Regions from separate parts of the Homo sapiens genome. Here region 2 is linked to region 1. A link is a contact called in ENCODE Hi-C or POLR2A ChIA-PET data. All regions are on one chromosome and are shown on one strand. The core of a region is the stretch at or near the end of the contact, and the rest is flanking DNA. Distances in the headings are between cores, read along the strand shown.

The links. A loop is a pair of places that touch in the nucleus more often than their neighbours do. ChIA-PET counts read pairs that join two places held with the same protein, here RNA polymerase II (POLR2A). Pooled maps may share reads with other maps.
Region 2: a pooled map shows a loop between it and region 1 (3-fold over the local background). The contact joins two enhancer-like sites. A Hi-C loop is called at or near these places in 3 of 37 single-sample maps with no recorded cell type and 3 of 50 pooled maps. POLR2A ChIA-PET finds 5 or more read pairs at or near these places in 1 of 52 experiments (H1).

What each region holds. Positions count from the first base shown.
Region 1 is chr11:123,085,595-123,089,584 of GRCh38, reverse strand. The region is part of intron 2 of CLMP (CXADR like cell adhesion molecule); the gene reads left to right. Among named protein-coding and RNA genes, the nearest start is that of HSPA8, 25 kb to the right of the region's middle. Within about 2 kb of position 1,729, at least 3 of the 41 ENCODE cell types and tissues checked have a DNase peak (open chromatin) inside an H3K27ac peak, as active enhancers do.
Region 2 is chr11:123,476,777-123,480,766 of GRCh38, reverse strand. All of the region lies in intron 1 of GRAMD1B (GRAM domain containing 1B), which reads right to left. Among named protein-coding and RNA genes, the nearest start is that of GRAMD1B, 49 kb to the right of the region's middle. RefSeq lists enhancers at 187-306, 347-396, 2,052-2,346. Within about 2 kb of position 2,231, at least 5 of the 41 ENCODE cell types and tissues checked have a DNase peak (open chromatin) inside an H3K27ac peak, as active enhancers do.

The DNA.
Region 1 (3,990 bases), core at 480-2,979:
ACCGTGTTAGCCAGGATGGTCTTGATCTCCTGACCTTGTGATCCGCCCGCCTCGGCCTCCCAAAGTGCTGGGATTACAGGCATGAGCCACTGCACCTGGTCATTTTGTTTTCTTTTAACATAGACTAGACAATATCAGAGCATACTGCACATATACTCATGAAACTTATGTTTCAGTATATATGTGTATGCTGTGTCATGAAGAAAAATGTGTTTCTTTTTTTTTTGACTGAAGTGCAGTGGCATGATCTCGGCTCACTGCAAACTTCGTCTCCTGGGCTCAAGCAATTCTCCTGCCTCAGCCACCTGAGTAGCTGGGACTACAGGCATGCGCCACCATGCCCGGCTAATTTTTGTAATTTTAGTAGAGATGGGGTTTCACCACGTTGGCCAAGCTCGTCTGGAACTCCTGGCTTCAAGTGATCTGCCTGCCTTGGCCTCCCAAAGTGCTGGGATTACAGGCATGAGCCCCGGGCGAGAAAAATGTATTTCTTAATGTGAGTCTGTTGAAAACAGTTTGAAAGTGCTTGCTGTACTGTTCTAGCGTCCAAAGCAGCCTGACTCTACTTTGGACCACAGCTACTAAGATTCTTCAAATTCAAATATATATTTCAAGACGAAGGCATCTCTGGATGCTAACCCAAATACTAAAATAAACAAGCAGCTGGGCGCCATGGCTCACGCCTGGAATCCCAGCACTTTGGGAAGCTAAGGCGGGTGGATCACCTGAGGTCAGGAGTTCGAGACCAGCCTGACCAACATGGTAAAACCCCGTCTCTACTAAAAATACAAAATTAGCTGGTGTGGTGGTGAATGCCTGTAATCCCGGCTACTTGAGAGGCTGAGACAGGAGAATCGCTTGAACCCAGGAGGCGGAGGTTGCAATGAGTGGAGATTACGCCACTGCACTCCAGCCTGGGCAACAAGAGTGAAACTCCATCTCAAAAATAAATAAATAAAATAAACAAGAAAGAAATTCCAAAGCTCTCAGGCCAAAAAGGTCACCCACCTGTCAAAGCCCACAAAACCCCAAAGTTCCTAAAAATTACCCAGTGCTTCACTGTCTTGTAGGTTTTGCCTCTCTTCATTCTCCTAGAAAGTACAAACTGACTTCATTGTAGGTGATTATGCATCTGGGGGAAATATGGACAAATCAGAAAGAAAGAGAAACATTAACAGAGCACCTAGTAAGTGTTCCAAGCTTACCTGCCTTATCTCCAGGTGTAAGGCCCCCTTACTTTCAGTCTTTGAATGGAGACAAACTCTACAGCTTCCAGTTTTTTCCTGTTGTGAACGCATTTCCTTCTTTTCCAACTATCCCAGCAATTTTGCATTACTAAGTCAGCTCTATCACCTGCCAAGAAACCTACCCTTCCAGCTGGGCATGGTGGCTCACACCTGTAATCCCAGCACTTTGGGAGGCCGAGGCGGGCAGATCACCTGAAGTCAGGAGTTCGAGACCAGCCTGACCAACGTGGAGAAACCCCATCTCTTCTAAAAATACAAAATTAGCTGGGCCTGGTGGCACATGCCTGTAATCCCAGCTACTCAGGAGGCTGAGGCAGGAGAATCACTTGAACCCGGGAGGCGGAGGTTGTGGTGAGCCAAGATCATGCCATTGCACCCCAGCCTGGGCAAAAAGAGTGAAACTCCGTCTCAAAGAAAAAAAAAAAAGAAACAAAACGAAACCTACCCTACAGAGTACAACAGGATGTGGGGCCAACAACACCCTACAAACATTTTTCTGTTTTGTTTTGTCTTGTTTTGAGGCAGAGTCTCACTCTGTCCCTAGGCTGGAGTGCAGTGGCATGATCTTGGCTCACTGGAACCTCTGCCTCCTGGGTTCCAGCGATTCTTCTGCCTCAGCCTCTTTAGTAGCTGGGACTACAGGCATATGCCACCACACCCAGCTAATTTTTGTATTTTTAGTAGAGACAGGGTTTCACCATATTGGCCAGGATGGTCTCGATCTCTTGACCTCGTGATCCACCCGCCTCGGCATCCCAAAGTACTGGGATTACAGGCATGAGCCACTGCACCGAGCCGCAAATATTTATTTATTTCATTTTATTTTTTTGAGACAGAATCTTGTTATGTTGCCCAGGCTGGAGTGCAGTGGCATAATCTCCACTCACTGCAATCTCTGCCTCCCAGGTTCAAGTGATTCTGCTGCCTCAGCCTCCTGAGTAGCTGGGTTTACAGGCGCACACCACCACACCTAGTTTTTTCTTTCTTTCTTTTTTTTTTTGAGACGGAGTTTCGCTCTTGTTGCTCAGACTGCAGTGCAATGCCGTGATCTTGGCTCATTGCAACCTCCGCCTCCCGGGTTCAAGCAATTCTCCTGCCTCAGCCTCCCGAGTAGCTGGGATTATAGGCATGCGCCATCACGCCCGGCTAATTTTGTATTTTTAGTAGAGACGGGGTTTCACCATGTTGGTCAGGCTGGTCTTGAACTCCCAACCTCAGGTGATCTGCCCACCTCGGCCTCCCAAAGGACTGGGATTATAGGCGTGAGCCACCACGTCAGGCCACCTGTCTAATTTTTGTATTTTTTAGTAGAGACAGGGTTTCACCATGTTGGCCAGGCTGGTCTCAAACTCCTGACTTCAAGTGATCTGCTTGCCTTGGCGTCCCAAAATGCTGGGATTACAGTTGTGAGCCACCGCACCCAGTTACATTTTTTTCTTTTTTTAAATTTTATTTGTTGAGACAGGGTCTCACTCTGTCACCCAGGCTGGAGTACAGTGGCGCAGTCTTGGCTCACTATAGCCTCAACCTCCTGGGCTCAAGCAAACCACCAGCCTTGGTCTCCCAAAGTGCTTGGATTACAGGCGTGAACCACCACGCATCTGGCCCCCACAAATATTTAGAACAAACAAGTACCACATCCAGGAGAAGGGCTGTGATCCTAGCTCTTCCCCATCTGTGCCTAAAGCAGAGGGCTTTCCCTTGAGTGCTAGGAACCCCATGGAATTATCTGCAAAATAATATGTGAGTTTTTTCTGGGTCAGAGTTCATAGGTTTTATCTGATTGAGAGAACCTTCTCAGGAAAGGCTCTGAAGAGCTGTGGAGCAACACGTGATCAAAGGCAGGGTTGAGGGCTTGAGTGAAACAATTTGGAACAGCTGCAGCTGAAATGTGCCTGGGAGATGCCCATATGCTTGCATGCCTTTTTTAGTGCCCTTCTGTGTAGCTGGAATGCTCCCTCCAGGCCTTTTCTCCTTGCCTCTCAAAGCCTAGCTCAAATGCCACCAACTTGTCTGGGACACTCTCCTTGATACTATTTCAAATAAATCATTTCTTTTTCTCTGTTTAATAGTCTTTCCTTGTTAATCTCACTTGATTATAAATCACTTGAACCAAAGAAGAGATTTGCCAGGCGCAGTGGCTCACACCTGTAATCCCAGCACTTTGGGAAGCCGAGGAGGGTGGATCACCTGAGGTCAGGACTTTGAGACCAGCCTGGCCAGAATGGTGAAACCCCATCTCTACTAAAATAAAAAATTAGGGCCAGGCGCAGTGGCTCACACCTGTAATCCCAGCACTTTGGGAGGCTGAGGCAGGCAGATCATCTGAGGTCAGGAGTTCAAGACCAGCCTGGCCAACATGGAGAAACCCCAGCTCTACTAAAAATACAAAAATGAGCGAGTCATGGTGGCATGCATCTGTAATCCCAGCTACTCAGGAGACTGAGGCAGAAGAATTGCTTGAACCCAGGAGACAGAGGTTGCAGTGAGCCAGGATCGCACCATTGTACTCCAGACCGGGCGACAAGAGTGAGACTCTATCTCAAAAAAAAAACAAAAAAAAAAAAACATAAAAAATTAGTTCGGCTTAGTGAAATAGGGCAAAGGAAGCAATCAGATATGCATTTATCTCATGTGTGCAGAGGGGTAACTGTGAGTTCTGTCTGTCCTTTGTCCACAAGCAGTCACCTTGTGGGCAAATTGTGCAGGAGTACTGTAAGCTTTTTTTTTTTTTTTTTTTTTA
Region 2 (3,990 bases), core at 982-3,481, 390 kb before region 1:
CCCTGGGGGAGGTCACTTAGACTTCAACTAGACAAAGACATGGGGTTACAAAATTTTAAAGATACAAGTTCCCCCAAGTAAGTCTAGCATAGAGAATGCACAGTTAGACCATATGAGAAATGACACAAGGCTGATAAAATCCCCAGCCATCACACCTGCAGACTGTCTGTTGCCAGCCAAAACAGAAGAGGCCCATCTCGCCCTGCTACCACACTCTTCCCTGGCTATATAAACCTCAAAGAGCAAATGCCTCCAGCATTCTCTCTACCCACTCCTCTTCCTCTCTCTGATGGGATTATAATCCCATTCTCCTCAGCCCACCGGAGACTCTCAAGCCACTGACATGGACTGGGTGGGGTGTTGTGGGGAGGGTGTGAGATGTGTGGGAGGAGGGAGATTCCGGTAAGACAGAAGACTAGATGGGGCCAGGGGTCACCTAGTCTGCTTCTCCAGTAAGGCAAAAGGCTGGATGGGGTCTGGGGTCACTTAGTCTGCTACTCTGCCTCCAGGGGAGGCTGAGGCGGATGAGAAATAGAAGAAGGAATAAAGGGTGGACTCTCCACACCTTAAGGCACTGTAAGTGAGATAATTACACAGCTTTAGTTCAGGCAGAGTTCTTTTGGGAGGTCATATCTTATAATAATACGGGAAAGAATGGCCTTTCCTCTTACTCCAGAGAAAGAAAAGCTTATCAGACACTTCATGACACTAACTGCTGGCATAGCTGATGAACAAATCATTTTTATTAATTATTATTAAATACTCCAGCCATCTGATCAGGAGTCCACAAACTAGAAACTCTAGGCTCAATCTAGAGCCACGTGTTTTTGCTCAGCCCCGTGAGCTAAGGGTGGTTTTTGTACTTTTTAGTGGTTGGAAGAAAAAAAATCCAAAAAAGAATATTTCATGACAGGTGAAAATGATGTGAAATTTAAATTTAGTGTCCACAAATGAAGTTTTACTGGAACACAGCTAAGCCTACATTTACATATTATCTTTGGCTATTTTCCTGCTACCATGTCAGAGCTGAGTGGTTAAGGCAGAGTTGAGTAACTAAGACAGAGTTGTGGGCACCATAGGCCCACAAAGCCCACAATGCTCACCATCTGGCCCTTTACAGAGAAAGTTGGCCAACCCCTGTTTTACATAGGTTCTATTAATAATAAATCCTTATTACCAGGAAGTTGGCCAACCCCTGCTTCACATAGGTTCTATTAATAATAAATCCCTATTACCATAAATGTCACTATAACCAAGGCTACCACATAACCAACATTTTCTCCTTGTTCTGGTGGATCGCCTGCTGCACTAAGATGCATTGGTCTCTATAGAGTATATTCCTTAGCCTAGATGCCCAGTAGAATGCACACTGGACAATCTTGCCGAGCAAGTGCTTGCTCCAGTGTCTGTACACTCTCAGCCAAAGCACATGAGTTCTGTGGTCACAGTTACCACATGCTCTTATGTTCCGTTCTTCCAGCAAGAAGTAAATGACCTGAAAGGCAATTAACATCCAATTTTCAAACACAGACACAAGAAACCATACACGTTACCACACACACCAGAAACCGGAACAGCGCCATACACAAAGCCTCCGGCTGCTCGGCAGAACTCACTGTGTACGGAATCCCTTTCTCCTTCCCTTCCATGCAGCACGTTTTTACAGCTCGTTCACTATGCAGTGGCTGCTCATCATTTTCACTTTGCCAGCTCGGATGGATTTGCCTATTACCAACTCCACATAACCAAATTTCACTATAATGTCGTTAACTCATGAGATGTCTTACTTGGAACTGGCCTGTTATATGAATCAAGCATCCCCTTATATACAACCTGGGACAAGTGTTACTCCACAGTAGGCAGCACACAGATGACTGTAACTCAAATTCCAAAGCCCACACAGCTCCAGAAGCAGGGTCTACACTGTGGGAGAACACACCATTTACAACAGTCAACAGGGCTCAACCAAGCCAACCACAATCAGCATTGCAGCCTCTTCAAAGCAGGGGTCAAACTTGACCCCGCTGAGCCAGGATGGGCTGGTTCTTCCTAGTCCCCCTATCCTCCCCCGGCAATCAAAATTTTAAACTAATAAAGGGGGCTCCCAGAACTCAAGGCCATCTACCAGGATTTCAGAAAAATAATTCTAAGCTGATATTTGCAAGTTTACCCACTAGATGGCACTGTAGACTTCCAAACCAGAACTACAAGGAAAACCAATAAGGAGCCTCAGGAACCGGAACCAGGAACTGCCTCCTTTCTGGCGCCCCTCTCTGGCCTGCCTTCCCATGGCTTAGAAAACAGTTCAGATGGCAGAGAAGGCAGCAATGGGTCATGTTCAAACTGTGTATTGGTTTCAAATAAATATCAAACTACATGCATCCAACAAGTATTCACATCACGCTATGTGTACACGAAGCATCATCAAGACAATGGTTAAGAGTCTACAGTATGGAACCAGGCGGGTTGGCTCATGCCTGTAATCCCAGCACTTTGGGAGGCTGAGACCGGAGGATCGCTCAAACCCAGGAGTTCCTGATCAGCCTGGGCAACCTGGTGAGACCCCATCTCTATAAAAAAAAAATTAGCCAGGCATGATGGTGTACACCTGGAGTCCCAGCTACTCGGAAGACTGTGGTGGGAGGAAGGAAGGACAAAGAAAGAAAAAGAGAAGAGGCTGGGTGTGGTGGTTCACGCCTGTAATCCCAGAACTTTGGGAGGCGAGGCGGGTGGATCACCTGAGATCAGGAGTTTGAGATGAGACTGGCCAACATGGTGAAACCTCATCTCTACTAAAAAAAATAAAAAATAACAAATAAAAAAAATTAGCCAGTCTTGGTGGCAAGCGCCTGTAATCCCAGCTACTTGGGAGACTGAGGTCAGGAGAATCACTTGAACCAGGGAGGCGGAGGTTGCAGTGAGCGAGATCGCGCCACTACACTCCAGCCTGGGCGACAGAGTGAGACTCCATCTGAAAAACAAAAAAAGAGAAGAAAAGGGAAGGAAAAGGGAAAGGGAAAAGGAAAGGGAAGGGAAGAGAAAGGGAAAGGAAAGGAAGGGAGAAGGAAGGGAAAGGAAGGGAGAAGGAGAAGGAAGGGAGAGAGAAGGGAAAGGGGAAGGGAGGGAAGGGAGGGGAGGGGAGAGAGAGGGAAAGGAAGGGAGACGGGAGGGAGGGGAAAGGGAGGCCACTAACAGATAAAACTGTCTTTTGGAAACCCTGAAAAAGAAACTCTAAACTAGGATTTGGAATGACTTTGCCTTGGCACCGATGACTGAAAGATGCCTTAACACTGCAAAGAAGGGAATTGTATAAGCAACTGTTTGCCATTCGCTCAAGACAGCTAGTCCAGTGACAATTCCATTTACCACTTACCGTTTCCATTTTCATTTCCATTTTCCATTTACCACTCTCAAGTACCCAGCACTGTGCTAGGGGAGGGGAGGGGAGGAGAGGGGAGGGAAGGGAGAATGAAAGGGAGGGGAGGGAGAGGGGAGGGGGAAGGGAAGGAAGGGGGAGAAGGGGAGAGGATGGGAGGGGGAGAGGAGGGGGAGGGGGGAGGGGAGGCAAGGGAGAGGGAAAGAAAGAGAAAAAGAAAGAAAGAAGGAGGAAAGAAAGAAAGAGAAAGAAATGTGAAGTATGAAAAAGAGCATCTGCCACATTTTAACTGCTATGTAAATGCCAGGTGCCATTATCCTATATGCAAGGCATCATTTTATGGGTTATAGGAAAAGAAAGACGTGAATCAAACAAGGATCCTGCTCTCAAAGTGCTTAGAATCAGGAAAGTAAGATTCAATATAAATAACTATATTTAAAAGCAGAAAAATGATAACTCTCAATACTATGTATTAAGTGCTATGGGAACACAGAATGCAGAAATGTCATGTCCTTCTGGGACCAGTAAGACAATTCTGTCTTAACAACAAGATTTTTGTGCTGCCACTTAAAACTGGATAGACTCAAGACATGCAGAAATGAGAAGAAAAGGCA